Regions from separate parts of the Homo sapiens genome. Here region 2 is linked to region 1. Evidence: read pairs that join two places in POLR2A ChIA-PET (ENCODE). Cell type or tissue: A673. All regions are shown on one strand. Links, peaks and the distances in the headings refer to the core of each region. The heading gives the core; the rest is flanking DNA. Region 1 overlaps LINC02299 (long intergenic non-protein coding RNA 2299). Region 2 overlaps VRK1 (VRK serine/threonine kinase 1).

Region 1 (12,408 bases), core at 4,273-9,272:
TGACAGGTGTCCTTATAAAAAGAGGAAACGTGGTCACAGACACACATACAGGGAGAATACGATTTGAAGGGAGTTCTGCTGCCACAAGCCAAGGAGTTACCAGAAGCTCAGAGACAGACCTGGAATGGATCCCTCCCAAGAGCCTTCAGAGGGGGCACAACCCTGCCCACACCTTGATCTTGGACTTCTGGCCTCCAACACTGGGAAAGAATGAACGTCTGTTGCTTAAGTCACCCAGTTTGTGGTGCTTTGTGACAGCAGCCTTAGCACATGAATACATCTGGTAAGGCAGATCACTGAACTAACCAGAAACTTCATTCCCTGCTGCCTCTCCATGCCTGGGTTGGCAAGGCTGACCCGCTTTTAGGCTGGGGGGTGCTGTCTTGTACCATTCAATGCAGGCACCGAAGTGTGCTTTCTATGGCCTTCCTCACTAGCTGTGAGCATTATCGTCACAACGTGGGGTGTGGTATGGTGTCTTGTATAACATGACCTGAGAAAAAGAAAGAAGAAAGGGAGGGAGGGAGAGAGGGACAGAGGAAGGAAGGAAGGAAGGAAGGAAGGAAGGAAGGAAGGAAGGAAGGGAGAGGGGAGGGAAGAAGGAAGGAGGTAAGGAAAGAAGGAAGGAGGGAGGAAGGGAGGAGGAAGGAAAGAAGGAAGGAGGGAGTGAGGGAGGGAGGAAGGAAGGAAAGAAAGAAGGAGGGAGTGAGGGAGGGAGGAAGAAAGGAAAGAAGGAAGGAGGGAGTGAGGGAGGGAGGAAGGAAGGGAAGAAGGAAGGAAAGAAAGAAAGAAGGAGGGAAGGAAGGAAGAAAGAAGGAAGGAGGGAGGGAGGAAGGAAGGAATGAAGATAGGAAGGAAGGGAGGGAGAGAGGAAGCAAGCGAGGGAGGGAGGGAGGAAGGAAAGAAGGAAGGGAGGGAGGAAGGAAGGAGGAAGGATGGAAGGCAGGGAGGGAGGGAAGGATGAAGGAAGGAAGGAAGGAAGGGAAGGAGGAAGGATGGAAGGAAAGAAGGGAAGGAGGAAGGGAAGGAAGGAAGGAAGAAGGAAGGGAAGGAGGAAGAAGGGAGGGAGGAAGGATGGAAGGGAGAGAGGGAGGAAGGATGGAAGGGAGGGAGGGAGAGAGAGGAAGGATGTAGGGAGGAAGGGAGGGAGGGAGGGATGGAAGAAAGGACGGATGGAAGGGAGGGAAGCAAGGCTGGGAAGGAAGGAAAGAAGGAGGGAGGAAGGGAGGGAGGAGGAAGGGAAGGAGAGCAAGGGGAGAGGGGCACTCATAGGCTGGCTTGTGGAGGCTCTGCCCTTTATCTCCCTTCAGCTGACCTCACTTCCTCTGTTTTCCCGTTCGTTCTTGCAACTGTAGTGTGCCTTCCTGGTGTGCCCTCTGTGGGCATTTCTCTAGGAGTGCCTCCTTGCTTTCATGTATAAATGTGGGTCCCCAAGGTCCATTCACTGCTTTACCTCCTTGCTTTCCATCTGTTTCAGCTTCTTTCATTGACTTGAGACCTTCATGACATCCTCTTCAATTTTCAATCTAAACAGAAGAGCTGCTTCTTATCCGATTTTTTGCCCCAAATTCCCCACTATATTAGGGTCGATTTCTTTTTTAATTAGATCCCTTATTAGCTTTGTTTTTCTGAAAATAAAATTTTAGTTTGAACTACATGAAATTGCCATTTGCATAAATCAAAATTGGTCAAATACCAGCATTTTAAATGGACCATCCTAATCACAAAACATAAAAATAAAAATAATACATGTAATATTATCTCTACATGAAATAGAGAAATTTTGAAGAATTCAAAATGTATGGTGGTAAAAATAAAAATCACTTATTTCATGGCTGGTCATGGCGGCTCATGCCTATAATCCCAGCACTTTGGGAGTCCGAGGCGGTCAGATCACCTGTGGTCAGGAGTTCGAGATCAGCCTGGCCAACATGGTGAAACCCAGTCTCTACTAAAACTACAAAAATTAGCCGGGATGGTGGTAGGTGCCTGTAATCCTAGTCACTCAGGAGGCTGAGGTAGGAGAATCACTTGAACCTGGGAGGCAGAGGTTGCAGTAAGCCTAGATTGTGCCACTGCACTCCAGCCTGGGCAATAGAGTGCACAAAAAACCCTTCAAAAAATCAATGAATCCAGGAGCTGGTTTTTTGAAAAGATCAACAAAATTGATAGACCGCTAGCAAGACTAATAAAGAAGAAAAGAGAGAAGAATCAAATAGACACAATAAAAAATGATAAAGGGGATATCACCACTGATCCCACAGAAATACAAACTACCATCAGAGAATACTATAAACACCTCTACGCAAATAAACTAGAAAATCTAGAAGAAATGGACAAATTCCTCAACACATACACCCTCCCAAGACTAAACCAGGAAGTTGAATCTCTGAATAGACCAATAACAGGCTCTGAAATTGAGGCAATAATTAATACCTTACCAACAAAAAAAAGTCCAGGACCAGATGAATTCACAGCTGAATTCTACCAGAGGTACAAGGAGAAGCTGGTTCCATTCCTTCTGAAACTATTCCAATCAATAGAAAAAGACGGAATCCTCCCTAACTCATTTTATAAGGCCAGCATCATCCTGATACCAAAGCCTGACAGAGACACAACAAAAAAAGAGAATTTTAGACCAATATCCCTGATGAACATCGATGCAAAAATCCTCAATAAAATACTGGCAAACCGAATCCAGCAGCACATCAAAAAGCTTATCCGCCATGATCAAGTGGGCTTCATCCCTGGGATGCAAGGCTGGTTCAACATACACAAATCAATAAACGTAATCCAGCATATAAACAGAACCAATGACAAAAGCCACATGATTATCTCAATAGATGCAGAAAAGGCCTTTGACAAAATTCAACAACCCTTCAAGCTAAAAACTCTCATTAAATTAGGTATTGATGGGACATATCTCAAAATAATAAGAGCCATCTATGACAAACCCACAGCCAATATCATACTGAATGGGCAAAAACTGGAAGCATTCCCTTTGAAAACTGGCACAAGACAGGGATGCCCTCTCTCACCACTCCTATTCAACGTAGTGTTGGAAGTTCTGGCCAGGGCAATCAGGCAGGAGAAGGGAATAAAGGGTATTCAATTAGGAAAAGAGGAAGTCAAATTGTCCCTGCTTGCAGATGACATGATTGTATTTCTAGAAAACCCCATTGTCTCAGTCCAAAGTCTCCTTAAGCTGATAAGCAACTTCAGCAAAGTCTCAGGATACAAAATCAATGTGCAAAAATCACAAGCATTCTTATACACCAATAACAGACAAACAGAGAGCCAAATCATGAGTGAACTCCCATTCACAATTGCTTCAAAGAGAATAAAATACCTAGGAATCCAACTTACAAGGGATGTGAAGGACCTCTTCAAGGAGAACTACAAACCACTGCTCAATGAAATGAAAGAGGATACAAACAAATGGAAGAACATTCCATGCTCATGGGTAGGAAGAATCAATATCATGAAAATGGCCATACTGCCCAAGGTAACTTACAGATTCAATGCCATCCCCATCAAGCTACCAATGACTTTCTTCACAGAATTGGAAAAAACTACTTTAAAGTTCATATGGAACCAAAAAAGAGCCTGCACTGCCAAGTCAATCCTAAGCCAAAAGAACAAAGCTGGAGGCATGACGCTACCTGACTTCAAACTATACTACAAGGCTACAGTAACCAAAACAGCATGGTACTGGTACCAAAACAGAGATATACAGCAATGGAACAGAACAGAGCCCTCAGAAATAATACCACACATCTACAACCATCTGATCTTTGACAAACCTGACAAAAACAAGAAACGGGGAAAGGATTCCCTATTTAATAAATGGTACTGGGAAAACTGGCTAGCCATATGTAGAAAGCTGAAACTGGATCCCTTCCTTACACCTTATACAAAAATTAATTCAAGATGGATTAACGACTTAAATGTTAAGCCTAAAACCATAAAAACCCTAGAAGAAAACCTAGGCAATACCATTCAGAACATAGGCATGGGCAAGGACTTCATGTCTAAAACACCAAAGGCAATGGTGACAAAAGCCAAAATTGACAAATGGGATCTAATTAAACTAAAGAGCTTCTCCACAGCACAAGAAACTACCATCAGAGTGAACAGGCAACCCACAGAATGGGAGAAAATTTTTGCAGTCTACTCATCTGACAAAGGGCTAATATCCAGAATCTACAATGAACTCAAACAAATTTACAAGAAAAAAAACAAACAACCCCATCAACAAGTGGGCAAAGGATATGAACAGACACTTCTCAAAAGAAGACATTTATGCAGCCAACAGACACATGAAAAAATGCTCATCATCACTGGCCATCAGAGAAATGCAAATCAAAACCACAATGAGATACCATCTCACACCAGTTAGAATGGCGATCATTAAAAAGTCAGGGAACAACAGGTGCTGGAGAGGATGTGGAGAAATAGGAACACTTTTACACTGTTGGTGGGACTGTAAACTAGTTCAGCCATTGTGGAAATCAGTGTGGCGATTCCTCAGGGATCTAGAACTAGAAATACCATTTGACCCAGCCATCCCATTACTGGGTATATACCCAAAGGATTATAAATCATGCTGCTATAAAGACACATGCACACGTATGTTTACTGCGGCACTATTCACAATAGCAAAGACTTGGAACCAACCCAAATGTCCAACAATGACAGACTGGATTAAGAAAATGTGGCACATATACACCATGGAATACTATGCAGCCATAAAAAATGATGAGTTCATGTCCTTTGTAGGGACATGGATGAAGCTGGAAACCATCATTCTCAGCAAACTATCGCAAGGACAAAAAACCAAACACCGCATGTTCTCACTCACAGGTGGGAATTGAACAATGACAACACATGGACACAGGAAGGGGAACATCACACACCAGGGCCTGTTGTGGGGTAGGGGGAGGGGGGAGGGATAGTATTAGAAGATATACCTAATGCTAAATGACAAGTTAATGGGTGCAGCACACCAGCATGGCACATGTATACATATGTAACAAACCTGCACGTTGTGCACATGTACCCTAAAACTTAAAGTATAATAAAAAATAAAAATAAAATAAAATAAATAAAGTGCACAATAAATGTAAAGGGCTTGAATCATCCCAAAACCATCCCCCACCAACCCCTGGTTCGTGAAAAAAAAAAAAATTGTCTTCCCTGAAACTGGTCCCTGGTGCCAAAAAAGTTGGGGACTGCTACCTAAAACAACATCCATTTATTATCTTAGTTCAGAAGGTCAGGTGTCATGATGACATCGCGGGACTCTGCTCAGGACTTCACAAGGCTACACTGAGGGTGTTGGCTGGCTGCTTTCTCACCTGCAGCTTGGTGTCCTCTTCCAAGCAATTCCTGCTATTGGCAGAATTCGGTTCCTTGGGACTGTAAGTTCTTCTTGGCGATCACCTGGGGGTCCCCTCAGCTCCTTGTGATTGCCCTCTGGTGCTTGCCTGTGGCTCCCTCCACAGGGATCCCTTGCATGCACAGTTCTCAATAGGGTCCGCGCTCCTATGAGAATCTGATGCAGCCACCGATCTGACAGGAGGCAGAGCTCAGGCGGCAATGCGAGCAATGAGGAGTGACTGTAAATTCAGATGAAGCTTCACTTGCTTGCCTGCCACTCCTTCCTCCTTCTGTCTCCTTCCACCACAGGGGCTGGGGACCCCTGGCTTATATGAATTAAATGTAGGCTTAGCAGTTATAGCAAAAACACAAAATAAGTGGCTCAAAGAAAAGAGAAACGTCCACTCACCTGTCTAGGAGCTGGCATGGCAGCTTCATGGCACTAAGAACCCAGGCTCCTTCTGCCTTCTGGATTTGCCACCCTAACTTGCTACCTGACCCACCTCTCAGTCCCCTTTCAAAGCAGCAAATTGAGGAAATAAGGGGAACACTTCCACATTTAAAGGCTTGTGCCAGAAGTGGCACACAAACATTACTTGTCTTCACAACGGAAAATCTGAAACTTTTCACAGCCTGGGTTTTGAAACTTGGCCACCTCTAGCCACAGAGAAGCCAGGAAAGTGTCTCCTTCTAGGCATTTCACTCAGCTACAAGTCAAGGGTTCTCTTATCTTAGAAAAAGGAGAGAACCAAGGTTGTGGACAATTAGGAGTCTCTGCCGCAGTAATCAAAGATCTATCTCTTTAAAAAAAAAATCACCATGCCAGATCGTTTTAAGAACAAATTCCCCCAAACCTTTAAAAAATAGTTTTAGATCTATTGACTTTTATAGAGCATAGGAAGCTTCCCAGCCCATCCTTTCAGGTTGGCATCACCCTGATATTAAAAACAAAAATAATGCACAGATAAAGAGAACTACAGGTCCGTATCACTTATAAACATAGAAGCAAATCCTAAATAAAATATGATCAATGGTCTGTTATGGAAATCACACAACTTAATCAAGTAGAGCCTAATCCCAGAAATGCAAATATGGTTCAACATTAGGAAATTCACTTTATTAACAGATCACAAGAGAAAATCATATGGTCATCTCAAAATATGTTGAAAAATAATCTGGTAAAATAAAATAACTAATCCCAGATTTAAATTAAAAAAAAACTTTTTATTACCTGGAAATAGGAGGAAATTTCCTTATGTTGATAAAGAACATTGTGGCATTGATTGCTGTAGCCCCCCCATCATCAATTCTCACTTCCTCCCTTTTGTAATGGTTCCTAAACCCTAGCTTTAGTTGTAGTTTAGAACTATAGCTTTAGGTGGGTATGTGGTCACTAAGTTACAGACTACATTTCCCAGGCTCCTTTGCCATTGAGAGTGGTCAGGTGATTAATTTCAGCCAATGGGATGTGAATAGAAGGCATACCTATAATTTGCCTTGTTACTGCTTTAAAGAGGAAGCTCGACATCCCTCTCCTATCTCCCGCTAGCTGGAAAACAGCAATGACTGATCATGTTTGGAAGCTACCTGAGGAGAATAGCAGAACCAGCCCTGTGCTGCCTACCCGGGACTATCACTGTGAACTCTTATGTAAGAGATCAGTTAGCTTCTATCTTATTTAAGCCATAGTATTTTGGAGTCTTCTTGTACCATTTAGCCTATGCCCTAAAACCCCACAAACATAATTTCCAACGATGAATCATTAGAAGCCTCCCTATTAAAGTCAGGAACAAGAAAAGGATACCTGCTATCATCTTTATTATACGACATTTTGCTGGAGGTACTAGTCAAAGCAATTAGGTGAGAAGAGGGATAAAATAATAAATATAAGAAAGCAAGAAATTTACGTTCCCATTTTGTGCAGGCAATATGATCATTTGCTTTCTAACTGAAGAAGCACTAGAAAGAATAAGAGATTTCAATAAGTTTCTGGAATATATATAATAGGTTTTCTTTTTTATTACTTTTTTTAAAAATTTTAAGTTCTGGAATACATGTGCAGGATGCGCAGGTTTGTTACATAAGTAAACCTGTGCCATAGAGGTTTGCTGCACCTATCAACTCATCACCTAAATATTAAGCCTCGCATGCATTAGCTATTTATCCTGATAATAGGTTTTCTATACACAATGACCAATTGGAAAATATAATAGGAAAAAAATCCTGTTCACAAAAAAAAAATAACATTTGTCAGTACAAATATGTAGAAATAAACTTTACAAAAAATGTGCACATTCTATTTTTTAAAAAAACTATAAGCTTTTCTCAATGATATAAGACAGCTTTAAAAAAATCAAGAGCATACTATTTGTAGATGGTGTACTCTGCTATAAAGATGTCAGTATTCCTCAAATTCACTTTTAAATGTTATGTATTCCCAATAAAAAGTTTATAGAACTTGATAAAGTGATTTTCAAGTCCATCTGTTTGAGTCCAAGAAGAATAAAAATGTCAAACATCTTACATGTTCTAGTAGCTTAAGTACTAGAAACAGACACAGAAACAGACAAATAGATCAATGAAATAAGAGAGAATACAAAAAAGAACTGTTGGATAAATGACAATTTTGTTGGTGGTAAAGATGGCATCTTACATTAGTGGAGAGCACAGACTATTCGAGAAATAACCTTGAGATAATTGGCCCTCCATTTAGAAATAATTTTAGAACTTTACCTCACACCATATACAATAATAGATTCTAGTTAAATCAAACAGCTAAGAGTAAAATTCTAAACTATAAAAGTGTATGACTAAAAGATAGGGGAACAGTCTCTAGAATGCCAAGTGAGCAAGACCTCCCTCAGCAAGGCACAAAAGAAGCCGTAAAGTGTCAGATCTCAAATCTTTCCCTCTGTTCCAGCCACACTCCTAGCAGTTACTGGACATTGCAGGCAGGCTCAGCTCTTGCTGTTCCCTAGGCCTGGCTGTTCTTCCCCCAGGCCTCTGTTTTAATGTTATCTTGTTAATGAGGCCTTCCCTGACCCTTTTCGAAAAATAGGCTTCGCTGGGCGCCGTGGCTCATGCCTGTAATCCCAGTGCTTTGGGAGGCTGAGGCAGGAGGATTGCTTGAGGCCAGGAGTTAAAGACCAGCCCAGGCAACACAGTGAGACCCCGACTCTACAAAAATAAAATAAAATAAAACTGGCCAGGCTTGTTGCTGCACACCTGTAGTCTCAGCTACTCAGGAGGCTGAAGTGGGAGGATCACTTGAGCCCAGGAGTTCAAGGATCCAGTGAGCTATGACTGTGCCATTGCACTCCAGCCTGAGCAGAAGAGGAAGACCCTGTCTCCAAAAAACAAAAAGCAAACAAACAAAAAACAGGCTTTAAAAGTAAAGTAAGCCTCTACTGCAATTCTGTGCTGAAGCGTAGCTCTACAGGAACATGGTGGAATCAAGGGCTTTTTTTGTTGGAAACATCTAATAGATTAATTTGTCTAACAACACATTTAGGTCCTGAAGTCTCTCTATAACCTGTGCTTAAATGCTTCCAATGTCAGGGAAAGCATTATCCTCCAGGAGGATCTGTTCTGTCAATCTATCCACCAACCCATCATTCATCCACCCACCCAGCCATCCATCCATCCACCTATCTGTCCAACAGCCCACCCATCCTTCCTTGCACCCATTCATTCATTCGCTACCTCCTCATCCTTCCATCCATCTTTCCATTTATCCATCCATCTACCCACTCATTCATCCACAGCACCATTACACAAACATTTACAGAGCATGTATTATGCACCAGGCATGGTGGTAGGCACTGGGGTTTTTGAATTGAATATATCATGGTCAGGCTGTCAAGGACTTCAGAGTTTGTGCATGTAAACAAATAACAGTAACACATTATGACAAGAGCTGTAACAGAGTTCCTTTTCAACTGCTGTGGAAGAATGGAAGTAATAACTTCTGGGGGTGTCAGAGAAGGTTCCCAGCAGGGATAGCATGTTAGCCAGGAGCTGAAGAATGTCTAAGAGATATCCTCCAAGCAGAGACGGGAAGAAGGGCATTATAGATGGAGGGAATAGAAACAGAATGCAAACATGTATACACACAAAAGCTTCATAAAATTGCAAATAGGAGGGCAGGACAGGGGATGTATGAGATGGGGAAGAGTGAGGCAGGAAGAAAGGCATCAGGCAGTGTGCCTGGAAATGTGACAAGAGACGGATTCTGAAAATCTTTGCAAATCTTGCTTAGGTTAAAGTTTTGGTGAGTAGAATGTTCTCTAGAAATCTCCGTAAAAAAAAAATATGCAAAGAATCCCCATGCTGTTCTTACATTAATCTGTGCTGCCGGCTTGGGCTTAGATGCAGCTTTGCAAAATATATTTTTTAAAGTTTCATTATGCCACTGTACATCAAAATAGGCCAATATAAATTATAATACGGTCATGCCAATAGGACTTGCAAACACAATATTTTAAGTTTATATTGCATTCCAAGACCCATAAAAATTATTCCGAATGGCTGTTTGCTTTTTGAAGCCAAATGAAAAGGTATTTGCAATTTGATTATTAACAAATCAAATCACTGATGTGATATTGGATTCGGTACATCTCAAACTGACTGAGAGTGAAAAATCCTCAGTGGTCAATTATGTAGCATGGCTGGTTTATAGTTTCCTGTGTGTCATTAAGAATAAGCACCACGGCCAACTCAGATTTTATTTTGATTTATTTTAACCATTTCTCTACCCTGAGAATTTCTCTCCTAGCCTCTAGCAGGCATAGCAGCTTTGCCCTAACTGACATTGGTGTGGGTACGACCTGTTGGATGGTTGACTAAGTGAACAGATTAAGGGGTGGATGCCCAGGTGAATGAATGAATACATCGAAGGAGGCATTATCACATGGATGAGGGAATTCATACCACTTACACTGCACTCCAGACTGGAATAACTGGAATCTCAAGAACCAAGTTGCTTTCATCGTGGAAAGAGTGCTGGTTTTCTGACCCCCAGCATGTAGTCGCCCTTATTTTTGATATTGCTTTGTGGCTTTGCCCTGTGTCCTTGACTAATATAAAAGTCTCCTTTTTTTAGATATGTTCAAAGCCTTTGGAGAATAATAAATAAAGAAAAAACAATATGCCTTCCAGTATAATTGATCATTCTAGATTGAGCCCCCTGTGCAGTGTCTCTGATCCCTCTGCAGGTTCAGGGGAAACCTCCTCCTTCCAGCAAAGATATCTCTGTCCTGCCTCAGCGGGATGTGCTTTTGTTTTTGAGGAAGTCTCTTCCCACTCACTTCAATGTGAGACCTTCATTCCTGGGAATTCTCAGATGACATAAACTCTGCTAATGTACAGAAATGCGTGACTCCAGAACACACAGGATACGTGCCTCCTGTTGAGAGGCCACTCTGTTTTGCCTTCTGATCAGAAACCTTGGGTTCTAGTTCCCTTCCTCTCTATGAAAAGGATTTGGGTTTGGGGCAGTCACACCTTGTCCTGCTCAGTTTTGAGCCCTCTCCAGATGGCTACTGATGCAAACAGTCCCCCACTCCCAGGTAGACACTGCTTCTGTGACAGCTTTCCCAGGCTTCTTGCTGTTTTCAGACCTGAGTCTTACAATGAGTTGGGCAGGACAAGCTTTAGGAAAGTTATGTGTCTTATACAAGGTCACAGAAACGGATGTCTATTTGTGTCTATCCAGGGTCCATTTCCCCTCAGAATAGATATTTCCCATATATATATATATATATTTTTTTTTTTTTTTTTGACAGAATCTCGCTCTGTCACCAGGCTGGAGTGCAATAGCACAATCTTGGCTCACTGCAACCTCCGCCTCCCAGGTTCAAGTGATTCTCCTGCCTCAACCTCCTGAATAGCTGGGACTACAGGTGCACGCCACCACACCCAGCTAATTTTTGTATTTTTCGTAAAGATGGGGTTTCACCATGTTGGCCAGGATGGTCTCGATCTCTTGACCTCATGATCTGCCCGCCTTGGCCTCCCAAAATGCTGGGATTACAGGCATGAGCCACCGCATCCGGCCTAGAGATCTTCTTAAGAGATGTCTTCCCCCATGCTCAGGACTTGATGTGGGCAGAGCTCATGCCCGTTCCATCTTGGAGGGGTAGAGAATGTTCCTTCCATACCCCTCCCTTCTGGCCACATCAGGAATGTTTCAAAAAAGAGCCTGTTATCAGCCAATGAGGTGGATTTCCAGGACTTTTGTTGAAAGTAGTGAGCAACAGTAGGTTTGTTCACTGGCATTGCTGGAAGCAGGGGTGAAACCAGTCTGGGAGTTCTGGGGGATAGCCAGGTGGTTTAGAAAAGAAGCCAGCACGAGAGAGCAAGACATGAGACAGGGAAAAACAAGACCCAGTGATATTCTTTGAGCTCCTGGATCCAGCAATGCCTGAAACTAAATCTCCCTGGACTGTTACATTATATATGTATTCTGATTCTGCAAACGATCCATCTCAAAATACAGTGGTGTAGAACAGTCATTTATCGTTATCTGCATGGTTCTGTGGGTTGATGAGCTCAACTAGATGGTCTTGCTCAGGGTTGTTGACACTATTGTGTTCAGATGCCAATCAAGCTGGATGAGCTGGGGACCGGCCAGGCATCTCTCTCCATGCAGCCTCCCACATGGCTGGTGTGGACTTCCTCATAGAACGGAGGTCTCGGGAGAGCCGGACTTCCTACTTAGTGTCTGGCTTCCCCTAGAGTGAGTGTTCCGAGGGAACAAGGTGAGAGCTTCAACTTCTGCCTTGGAGGCCAGCAGCGTTATTTCCATGGGTTACCAGCCATGTCCATGTGTTACCAGCAAGTCTCAGGGCCAACCCAGATCCAAGGGGAGGAAGCTACACAAGGGCATGTATACACGGAAGACATGAGTCATCGAGAAGCTACTTTTGGAGACCCGCTACCATGATATGCCAGCCAATACATTCACTTCGATGCCCGTAAATTTAGGTTTCTGCCACTTGCAACCACAAGCAAGTTTGCCACTCACAACCA
Region 2 (12,408 bases), core at 2,493-7,492, 110 kb before region 1:
TTATTTTAAGCTTTGCATTTCCTTAAAAGTGAGGACTTTGTCAAACATTTTTATCCACTCTGAGAAATGTACAATGATTAGAAAAGTGCGTGTCATAATAATTTTCATATATATGTACTCCAAAACATCACAAACACACGGCTTTGGGATAACTTAAGGAGTATAACCTGAAGATTTTCAAATTTCATAAATTAGCCTTTAATGAATTGTACAAAATATTTTTATAAAAAAAGTTTATGTTTTCTGAACACATGAGTATTTAATCATTACTTCCACCTCGCAAGACTCACAGGAAAATAAAACAGTTCAAATAGAAAAGGAGAAAAAAGTCAAAAGAAAACAAAGAAAAGGAAATCTGGTTCACAGCATCTGAATTACTTCTGGACTCTCTTTCTGGTTCTTGAACCTTGAAGAAAAATCAAAGAAACTGAAATCACTAGTCAATAATTTACAAAAGCAAAAGAACAGAAATATAAATATCCCTAAATATAGTTATTAACATTTTAAAATCAAATCGACTCTCGTGATTTGCAAAGATAAAACTGACATACAAAGGTATGATTGCTAATACTCTGAAAATCTTAGAAAATTGGGTCATTTTTTAATATGTCAAAAAATATGCTGACAAAACCTACCTTCTCTTAAGCCATATAAAAATACTGACTGATAAAACGTATCTAATTTTTACTAATACTGAAATATTTCTCTCCAAAATTTAAATTTGTTGTAAAATTTAAAACATTATCTCCAAATATAAACCTTAGCAATATAGATAAGCATTCACTCCTAAGGTGGAAGCGATGAGGTCACACATGTTATGAAAAGCAAAGCAATAAGTTGCTTTTTAAAGACTATTAGCTACACCCTTGAGGCAGGAGAGCACTGGGATATACTGAAATGGAAAGTCTTTTCCGCTAGGAATTATACAGGTCCCAAATGAGTAGCCTCCTGGAAAAGGATCATATGTGATACTGGTCTAAGTCCTTTATGACAGTACCTATCTAACTATTCTGGTTTGGAATAAATCAATGACTCTCTGCTGGGGGCATGGGAATTCTGCCTCACCAAGACATTTCACCCCACCTACTACTCCTACTCCACCTCTGGGTACAGCAGTTAGCCTGATCACGGCTGCCTAGTGCTGGTGAAAGAAGCAGGGCCATTTCTTTCCCACTGCCGCATGCTACGCTCTGCCAGGAAAGAGCAGGGGCACCAGAGTCAGGGACAGCATGGTGCTCATAATTAATCAATGACTGCACGAAAAAAAACAAAAGATCAATACTTCTTTTCTGAAAAGTACGAAACATTCTTTGAATGTGGAACAAAATTCTACCATGTGTATCTAAAGGTTTTCTGATCATGGGTTTTAGTTACTTAACATGAAGGTCAGTTTCAAAACTAGCATTTTTAATTTTTCCAAGTTATAGTTTCTATTCAATCATACAGTTCAATGAAAGCAAATTTCAAGCTTATATGAATATCCTTTTTTCTGCCACTCATAATACATACCCTATATACTGTACTATGATTGATTCTAAAATTTGAGTTTTTTTCTTAAATTTCTGTAACACGGCCATCTATTAAAAATATCCCACAGTAGATTTTTAGGTTTTTATTTCAAGAAATTTTATTTTTATTATTATTATTTTTTTTTTTGAGAGGGAGTCTCGCTTTGTTGCCAGGCTAGAGTGCAGTGACACGATCTTGGCTCAGGCAACCTCCGCCTCCTGGGTTCAAGTGATTCTCCTGCCTCAGCCTCCAGAGTAGCTGAGATTACAGGTGCCTGTCACCACGCCCAGGTAATTTTTGTATTTTAGTAGGACTTAGACTTTCACCATGTTGGTCAGGCTGGTGTCGAACTCCTGACCTCAAATGATCCACCCGCCTCAGCCTCCCAAACTGCTGGCATTACAAGCATGAGCCACTGCGCCCGGCCTATTTCAAGAAATTTGAAATTAATTCTGCACAGAAAACTGAAAATGCTGCGATAGTGAGACTGGCATAAAGGGTATTACAAAATCAAGGTCAATAATCAATACTATATCTCCCTTTCAACACATTTTAAATCTTTAACCACACTACAAAGAACACTAAATTAACAACTATAAAGTTACATTCAAATAGCATTATTCTCATTAATGTCTTAATTTGCCATTTTACTCTGAAATTAAATATCACTGCTGCTCATCTCCTTCAATCCAAAGTTTCTCACTGCAACTAAAAGGGCTACTACTGCCTGGAATTTATTATATAATCAGTCCTACGCACCTTGTTGACTTTGCTGCATAAATCAATTCAATATTTTCCCTAATAATCAATTCTGATTGTTACAAAAAAAACTACCTTATCTCTTTAATTAAATATATAACCATTTTCATAATATACACTACTGGCAAAGGGTCCAATCAGAAGACTAATGTATATAATTTGATATTTGGAAAATAACATACAAGTTTGGGATGCTTTTCTATGATTTTATAATGCAGTAGGAAAAAAAAAGTAGGAAATTTCTTTGTAGGGTTCCCTTAAAAATATCTACTTTTTGACTAGTCATGCTTTCTCCAAAGATTCCTCAGGAATGGTCCAAAATCCAAGGTTCTTAAAAATAATACCAACAAAAGTAGCCTCCATTTTATGAACAGGAGGGGGGAAAGTACACCAGCCATAAATATCATGGCTATATTAGCTAATTTTTAGCACAATTCTGAAATACTGGCATGATTTTGAAATGCCAAAATATGCATGATTTTTAAAGGCTCCTCATTTTGTGAGGGGAAAAATTACTTGCAGCCAGTAACCAAATTTTCTCAACTGGTAAAAATTATGCCTTGCATAAAAATAAAAGGATTAGAGGCCTCTGTTCTTCTTGAAAACCATCCCATCACCTCCTCTATTTATTTGAGAAAACCTACACAATACACATTTTGAAAGCTTTCAGAATGTGTTCTTACACAATAGACCCCCAACTATTCAAAATGAGTTTAGGTGTATCTAGAAAATTATACACATTTTTAAAATGGTCTAAATAGATATTAAAGGAAAGTTGCTCCCATTTTGCTAGGCACAGCATTCTGAAAGATCACACAGTGCGAAAAATCTCTTACCATACTGTAAATCATAAATTGTGTTTGAAAATAAAATTGTTAATGAAGAAACTGACATTTCTAAAGCTGCTGTTAGAGGTAACCATTCTTGAAACACGTTTATGACACAAAATCTTAAAGCCCTAAAACACAGTGTTCACTGAATTGTACTATATATCTTAAAAATTAAAAAAACAAATGTAATAATGTGTCTTTTCCTTCAAGTAACTTTTAAACTGATAAATTTAAAAATATACATTTACATGAACTCTTGGCTTTTTCTTTTTGCTGGAAGCAATAATATTTTACCATCAGATAATATTTCTCTCACTTATGATTATTTTGATAGTAAAATACCTTAACTCGCATTGTACTTTAGGGGAAAAAAGTGAACTGTAATGGGGGAAATAAACAGCATTTTAAGAACGGCAATTTTGAGTTTATATGAATAAGGGTGAATCTGACTATTCTTTATCTTCTGAAAAAGTTAGGTCAAAAAAACTGAATTGTTCTCCTTAAATTATTTATGACTTTACTATACTCTTTTGTCATTAATAAAATAACAAAAATACTGATATATTTTCTCATGGGAAAAAGCATCAGTAGAAGACCTTAAACTAAAAACTTAGGTTAAAAAAAAATTCATAATTATACTAGAATTTAAAGGCATTTATCTATCAAAACAAAAACGCTTGATGCTCATTAAGCAAAGTTCAGGTAACAAATGATGTCCAGGCAGTCAAGAAAGGGATGAGTCTTCCTGATGCGCAGCTGAGACTCTGCCTTAGACTTAATGAGTGTCAATCTCACTAGAACAATGCAGGATCTTTCTGAAACTAAAATTGCCAGTTTTAAAATTTAAGGGATTGTTTTTTAAGAATATTGCTGTATATTTATAAATACTCCTTAATTTTGTTCCCACTCACTGTCATAGCTGCTGCTGCTAGCCTCTGGCTGAGACATGCTTCGATGTATTGCTCCTTGGGACTCCTCACTTCCTAATAACAAAATGAACAAGACAGGGGAAAGGAGGAAAAAAGACAGTAGCGAAAGGAAGACAGCAGCGGGAAAAAGAGAGGGACTACTTCAAAACCTCTCGCCTTCAGTGTGAAGTTATATATTCCCTCTTCAGGTATCTCAAGTATTCTTTGGGTTAAAACAGATTAAACCAAAGGATGTTCTAACCATAATATGTAATGAAGAACATAGTAATAAAATCAGGGCAAAAATGATTCTCTTTGAAAGTTGAATACTGTGCTTTCCACAAACATGCACTAATGTCACTAGCAAAAGGAAGGTAAAATAAATTGGTGGCATTACTCAATATGGCACCTATGCTGTAAAATTTTTTTTTAACCAAAAATAAGCCTTTTCTGTTAGCAACCAAGAAATATTTCAGGACAAACAAAATAATAATTCAAAAAAAAAAAAAGGCAGACAGGAAAAATCTTTTTAAAAAAATGTATTGTGGGCCACACTGAATAGCTCTCTTTATTGAGTCAAGTACATCATCATATCACATGAATCCTGGAACACATTGGCTGGCAGTTTATTAAACATATCAGACCAAAGTCCAACCTAGCTCTGCCCTTTGCAGATGCTGCCTTTGCTAATGTCATTTCTGGAACTATTGGAAGTGCCTTCAGTGCCAGTTTATAAGCCATCTCAGAAAAATGACTTCATACCTTGTTTTTTTTGTTTTTTTGTGTTTTTTTTTTTTTTTGCTTCAAGAACTTTGAAAAGTGATCATCCATAAAGCTTTAATTCCTTTCCTCTTAACTTGTTCAAAAAAAAGAAGAGGTTGACAAACTTTATAAGGAACAATCAGGCAGCTCAGCTGCAACAGACCCATGTCTGACCCCTGACACTCACTATCATACCCAGAGTTATGTGGGATCAGTGTGAGGAAGTGGAAAGACATTGGCCTGACAGTTAAGAGTTCTGGTCTCTATCACTAACCCTTTCACAACAGCTCAGTCATTTATTTTATTTATTTTAGAGATGGGGTTTCTATGTTGCCCAGACTGGACTCAAACTCCTGGGCTCAAGTGATCCTCCTGCCTCAGCCTCCTGAGTAGCTGAGACTACAGGCACACATCAGTCACCACGCCTGGCAGCTCTGCCATTTAATCATTCAGTGTCTCGGGTTCCAAATCTGCAAAATGAAGGAAGCTTCCCAGTCTCAACTTTATAATTATTGTGGAGAGAAAATAATCTAACCTGTGTACAAAAGACACAATACATACTATATAAAAATCTTGTGGTATTTTATTATAAAATCAAAAGGTCATGACCCAAATAGTTGACCCCTCATCTAATGGGAGGAAATGAAATTTGTGTTTACCTATGAAAGCAGCTAGGCAAAACTGTTCAACTTACGGGTCTGTATGGCCTCCTCTGTCTGTGTGTTTGACCATTCCGTATCTTCAACACCAGGTTCCTTGCTTTCTTCAATTTCTTTCTTTCGCTTCTTACATATAAAATTAAAGAGAGAGAGAGAGATATCTGACAGTCAAGTAAACTACAAACTCATCACATATTTGTCTGTGTGTGTGTATAAATGTATATAGGTGTGGGTGTGTCAAAACACACAGGAAGAATATTCTCAACTTCAGGATAGTAGTTACCTAAAGGAATGGATGAGGGATGGAAGAAAGGGGGAGTACAAGAACTTTCAACTAGACAGTTAACCCAGATGGTAGATATATTTGTTATATCCACCTCTAACTTTTCATGCTTTATATACTTCATTATTCAAAGCTATGGTTTAACCATCAGGACTAATCATACAGAAACTCTTTTAAAACAAAATGTTTTACAAACTCACGATCACCACTCAGGCCAATGATACTCTCCACATTGTACAACATGGGTGGGGTGGAGAGGATAATCTATTTGATAAATGGAAAAAATGTATGTCTTGCCCCATTTATTAAATCAGTGTTTGTACCACATAACATTGGTGGTAGAATTCTATTTATGAATCAATAATGAAAAACTTGTAATAATTGTTTCTCTTTTAGCATACTTTTTATTAAAAGTTTAAGAGGGCCATAAACCTTACTGTACATGAATAGTCTTAAAAGTACAAAGCTCTCCGAAAATCTCAAAAATCGTCTGGATTTCCTACATTCTCTTGGGCCTGTCCTATTTTTCTAGTGAAGTGTTATTTAGGAGTCAGTGCTTATATTCTGTCACCATCCATTCTTCCCAAATGTTCCTTCAATTTCATTTTATGTGTTTCTACCACTACAACATTTTCTAACAGGTCCAATCCTGCGTTAAGTTTCTAAATTCTCTAACATCTCTATACATAGGTAAAATTATAGACGGGCATTAGGAATAAATATAAAACTTTGAATTTTTTTATATAACTTTATCTTCTGTAGTTTCAAATTTAAGCAGGTTAAAATACAAATTTTAATCCAAAGCTTCTCTTGGTTGCCTAAAATAAGTCTGTATCATTTAGAAAACCATCCGACATGCCCCAAATCTCACAGGTTCACAATGCAACAGAATGTCCTCATTTATATTTTCTAACAATTAACAATAAGTTAAACTTCATCTGAGAATGTTCCTTGCTGCAGGCCATTTTGTGTACAGCTAGAAAAGAGGATAATGCCTGCTGACAGCACATTGTTCCTTTTCCTAATGGCAACCATGGGTTCTGTTCCAAAGAGAACTACATGGGAAAGCTGAACTCTATTCAAGGCACATTACCTTAAAACCTCCAAACGGTCAGAACTGTTATTATCTATGTATTACAATTAATCCCACTGTTTCAAAACATTCTTAAGGTGGCTGTGGAAAATTAGAACTCAGAGATACCCACCATGTTCCTAAAGAAAATGCTTCACACATACAAAAATAACAACTTGACTGAACCTTGAGAAACTTTCAAAGGCATTCATTTAGCAGATTTGTATATGGGGGTATTGCCTCTCAAAAATAGCTGTAAGAGTGGCTATAACTTCATATAACTGATGAGAAAAGGGGAGAATGCCTTACATCTTTCTTTTCCAGTGTTGCTTCATGATTACCGTCTAAACCCTGCTGGGCTGAACAGATTGGTTCGATAATTACATACAATAACTGCAGTGGGCAGGTAACCCTCAGCTGGCACAGGGCAGCTCCCCTGTGAGAACTTCCATATGCAAACTGCACTGATGGAGTGCATTAGGTACATCTTTCCTGCCGGTGCACAGGCCTGATTAACGCCAGCCAAGACTCCAAGGTTAGCATGTCAGCAGATTTGTGATGCATTAGGCAAGAATAAACACAGACACTTTTGTTTGTTCAGACCAAAATTAAGGAGGAATATTTCAGTACTATATTGCTTTCCATACAGCAGAGAATGCATTTCCCAGTTTTTGGAGAGCAGATTTTTAAATGCTCATCATAAAGGGAGCTAGCTATCCAATACATTCTACCCAAGAACCTAAGTGCATTCATCTAGTTTTCAAGCTTATTTAATAAAAGGGGGCTTTCTTAATCTCCATGCAGGTAAATTACATAGGAAGGAAAATCAGACAGTATTCAACCAACAAAAGAAACACCTGTGCTTTAAGCAGTATGCATTACGTAAAGCACTCTACTGCATTAATCCACACTTCAGCCAGGTAACTCCTGCCCAACTTTTCTAATAATGTACGTAGTCTGCATAGAAAGGGCCAGTGGTCTACAGACCAATTAAAAAACCAAAATAAAACCCTTCAAGTTTAGTAGTACCTAAGTATGTTATCAATTTTATAAGGCAATGAGTAAAATTCTAAGCAATCTGCTCCCAGCTTCTTCCTTCTGAATCTTTCCAAATGCTTCATTTTGTTATTTGTCAACATCCTTAGGCTTCAGATAGTGCATATTTTGGTTCCTTTTGAACAGAAAAATGTCTTCACAAAGTGACTATGCTAATCTCTGATTTTTGTCACATTCTGTATCAGGTCTCACAGGTGCCTTTGCGTTTAATATGAAACCAAAATATTGTATGATATACTAAAATAACTTATAAAATAAACTTGAGTATTCTTTTAATTCAGCACAGCTAAAATATCTTCAAAACTTAGATTTCAAAGGGCACCAGCATATATATTACACATTATATTTTTGAAGTGTTCAGATATGCTAAAGTTTAGTTAATTAGCAGCTTCTCACTTCCAATTTAGAAACAGGAAGACAAACAGGCTAGATGCATTTGAACTGATAATTTACTAATAGTCTAAACACCGATTGGAGACCTGCTGTAGACTTAAAGCTGTTTTAATAGAAAAGAGAAAAAAAATCTTCAGAAGCAAAAACCAAAGACCAATTCTTTGCTTCCCAAGTCAAGCATCAAAAGATCACCTCTAGATGCTTTCAACAGCTTCTAAGAAAAGCCAATCAGATTCATGGCTGTCTCTAAGAGATGCGTACTCGGGCAGTGTTATTTGGGTTTTGTCCATCCCATAAGACAAAAGTCTACATGTCTACTTTAGAAACTTAAAATATACAGCCTAGAAGTTTTAAAATGCTTCATATAGCACATATGTCATATGTGCTATAGAACACAGTTTAGAACAAAGTTCTTTGTTCTAAACACTGCACTAATCAGTCCATGTGACTAATCAGTTAATCTTATTTTATTTATTTGATTAAATTATTACATTCCCTAAAAGTGGCTGAAAATAGAATATTAGTAGTAACTAAAAGAAAAAGGACACATCTTCTATGAAGGTTACAGCAAACATGTTATTATGCCACAATATTTATGAAACTAATAGATTTAGTTAAAATCTACTATATACACAGAAAAAACTGAAGCTAGGGACGGAAAAAAGCCAGAGAATGTGCTCAGTATTTCTCAGCTGATGGTGATGAAAAGACTAGAACTCAGAGCTCTTTATTCTTATTGCAATTTCCTTTCCACAGCACTATGCGGTCTCCTATGTGAGCTTTCAGTAGGAAGCAGCAGTTTCTAGTTGCTGTGTTCTTAATGTATTTTTTTCCAGAGTTATATTATAGTACACACATTTGTGTATTTCATGTAAACTATTTTCATAACCTCCTCTATTTCTCTTCTACTACGTATGTTCCCTGAGGGCAAGGACTATGGTTTTCCTCATTTATCTAACCCTTAATGAGTTTGGCACAGTGTTTTGCACATATACAGATGTGCACCTGTAGAGTAACTATTGAACTATTCTTGTAATAAAGAGGTAATTTCATATCTTCCTCTAAGTCTCTCAAAAACTGTAATATTTGAATGGACATTAATTACATATATGTTTTAAGAAAATGCAGAGAAAGGTCAAACATAACTACAGGGAGAAGAAATAAAAAGATGGAGAGTTAGGAAATGAATGAATGACTTGAAAAGAGACAGACAAATTTGAGGAATAATCTAAAAATATCCTGCTAGAGGCCCGGCGCAGTAGCTCACGCCTACAATCCCAGCACTTTGGGAGGCCTAGGTGGGTGGATCACTTGAGGTCAGGAGTTTGAGACCAGGCTGGCCACATGGCGAAACCCCGTCTCTACTAAAAATACAAAAATTAGCCAGGTGTGGTGGCACACACCAGTCCCAGCTGAGGCAGAAGAACTGCTTGAATCCAGGAGGCAGAGGTTGCAGTGAGCCAAGATCACACCAATGAACTCCAGCCTGGGTGACAGAGCAAGACTCCGTCTCAAAAAAAAATAAAAATAAAAATAAAAATTTGCTAGAATTTATTAAAGTGATTTATTGTTTTCAATGAGTTTCAGTGATGAAGACTGTAATAAAAATAATGACTATTGCAATTTCCTTCCACAACAGCACTGACCTCCATCTGAACAGAGGTGAAGATCACCACCATGTACTTATTAAGCATCTACTGTGTGCCTGGCACTGTCATTTTCAAGCTGAAAAATAGACACTATAAAATAGTTAAAGCAAAAGAGAAACTTCATCTTTTATAAAAACATTAAATACACACACGTTTAATTTCTGCAACTATTTGTTTTGCTATAAGCACTATAAGAAATCCTTTTAGGGTTCCATAAATGAGTGTTCTTACATAAGTGTCCAGTGTAATCCCACTAACATGGAAATTCATTCATTGAAGTATCAATCCATATGTAAATGTAACACACACATTACATCACAGTCCACCCTTGATTTTGTTGTTGTTGTCTACTTGTTTAAATTTAGATCTCTCTCCTGTCAACATTTTTAGTTACCTACTCTGGAGATAGAAAGGAAGTACAACTCAAGCAATTTTGCTAATTAACAGGTCTGAAGGAACAAGGTTAGCAAAATAAAATGATTAAATATATGGCACACAAAGTTTGGAATATCTATGTTCTTCACTAGTTCAAGGTATCCCACCCTTACAATACCATGAAAAATTAAGAATTTACTGTAACTATCAAAAAATAGCACACCAAAAATTACAGGTAATTTATATGAATGTGCCAAAAAATACTGATACAATGGTAGACTTTGTCAGAATAAATGGAGGAAAAAAACCATCTGGTTGGCTATCAGGGTTGATTGCTCCATGCGCAACACATTTTTTTCAGCAAAAGCACTGCTTTCATAAAGTCAGCATAATTTGTCTATTCACTTATTTTAGAGCACATGTATGTCCCTTCAGCTTGGCTTACTAAGGAACTAGGGAAAGCTGCCTTCAAGCTCTACTGTCATCCATTCTCCTAGAAAAAACATTCAGCTAACAAGCAGATTAGCTGTGAAACAAGCTAACCCTTGATTACATGATCTACAAGAGTACTACATGCTTAAGAACTTTCATCAAAATGTCATACAATAATAGCAAGCACAACCTAGAAAAATCTCCTAATGACACTTTTGAAAACCGTAAATTCAACTTCCAACTTGTTGGCAGCAATGGCTTTTCATGATTCTAACATCATTCATGTTACAAGGAGATCATGAAACTTTAATATGATCAAACGTATAGTCAGTTAACAAGACGAAAGCTGTTTCCAGAGATTCAATGAACTACGGTCTAGAAGACTAATATGTCAGTGTATTCTATTCTAGATTAAAGTCAATGTCACATCTCTTCACTCATGTTTTCCTCTGAGGGTTCCATGACATGCACCATTAAGGTCGAAAACTTTTGGCAAAGTTAAGATGGTTCAAGTACAATTTATGGGAAAAGGCAAATGAGTGGCCGGGTCATGCTTTAATTATCTTTAATATTTTATGCCTAAAATCACTAGGATGCCTTGAACTTTCTATATAAATGCATAATAATAATGATTTCACAGCCCTGAACAAGTCACCTGGCCTCTTCTGAGTTTTAGTCCCATCATTTATGAACAAATATATTTCACAGGCATGCTGCAAAAGTTATAAAAAATAATTTAAAGGTCCTGAAAGAATATAGAAACTACATAAATGCTCAGTGATAACCTAAAGTTTAAAGGGTCAATATCCTATTACCTGTACTGAGCACAATCAAGTCTTCTGAGGAATGCTCAAGAATTAAAAATGTAAGATTTTGAAAACTATTTAATATAATACTATAAACTAAGGAGGCTAATCTTTATAAATACATCAATGAAAACCAAAACCTATATATATACTGGTGGGGAGTTAACTAATCTCAAGGCAACACATGAACAAGCGTATTACAGAACAAATTGGGCTACATTAGAGTTACTATTAAAAACATACTACCTGATCTTCCCTCAATAAACTTATGTCCACAAAACACCTAATTCCTAAACACGCAGGCAGAAAATGGCAGACACAGAATTCTCTGGTGGTCAGGACTCCTCTGCTTTATGTCAAGTACTATTATCTTCTCGTATCAATTATTTAGCTTAAGAGAAAAAAGGGATAACTACAAACTCATTAATTTGACTTATATGTTCTTAAAAGGTATGGAGCTATATTTTACTTATTTAAAAAATCTGTTTATATTCTGCCTTAACAAGATGGAGCTACATTTTAGTCTTTATTTCATAGTAATTAACATCTTGTCTTTCACTGCAAAAATCAACTTTTACCAATTCATAATCGTTTACTATTCAAAACAACCTATTTTAACACACATACTCACTAAGTAAAATATAACCCAGTCTTCATTCACATGTGCCTAATACCCTGTTTCATAAACTGAACTTTTAAAGATCTAAGATCTTAGTTTATTAGAAGGTTCAAATGAAAACAGATTCAAATGAAAACGTTCCATGTTATTTTCTTATCATCAAGAAACTAGAAAGATGGGAAAAGTTAAATAGTGGATTAAATAACAGCATTAACAATAATATTGCAGTTAACATTTACTGGTCACTTGCTATGTGCCTGCCACTGCTCTAAGCACTTTATATCTTTTATTCCTCA

What was found. ChIA-PET counts read pairs that join two places held together with the same protein. Peaks named below come from ENCODE experiments on the same cell type or tissue, not always from the same donor. Only the 100,000 strongest peaks of a DNase experiment are listed, where the experiment ranks them.
Region 2: POLR2A ChIA-PET joins it to region 1 with 6 read pairs; 2 of 35 experiments call an interaction of 5 or more read pairs at or near these places.

What each region holds. Positions count from the first base shown.
Region 1 is chr14:96,757,318-96,769,725 of GRCh38, reverse strand. All of the region lies in intron 3 of LINC02299 (long intergenic non-protein coding RNA 2299), which reads right to left. Among named protein-coding and RNA genes, the nearest start is that of LINC02299, 22 kb to the right of the region's middle. RefSeq lists an enhancer at 6,902-6,951. In A673, for the core only: no CTCF peak of the experiment used is centred there; a DNase peak (open chromatin) is centred at 6,825.
Region 2 is chr14:96,869,175-96,881,582 of GRCh38, reverse strand. It overlaps VRK1 (VRK serine/threonine kinase 1), which reads right to left. Exons shown (of 13, transcript NM_003384.3): 12 at 5,463-5,553; 13 at 1-406. The coding sequence ends at 375. Among named protein-coding and RNA genes, the nearest start is that of LINC00618, 68 kb to the left of the region's middle. In A673, for the core only: no CTCF peak of the experiment used is centred there; no DNase peak of the experiment used is centred there.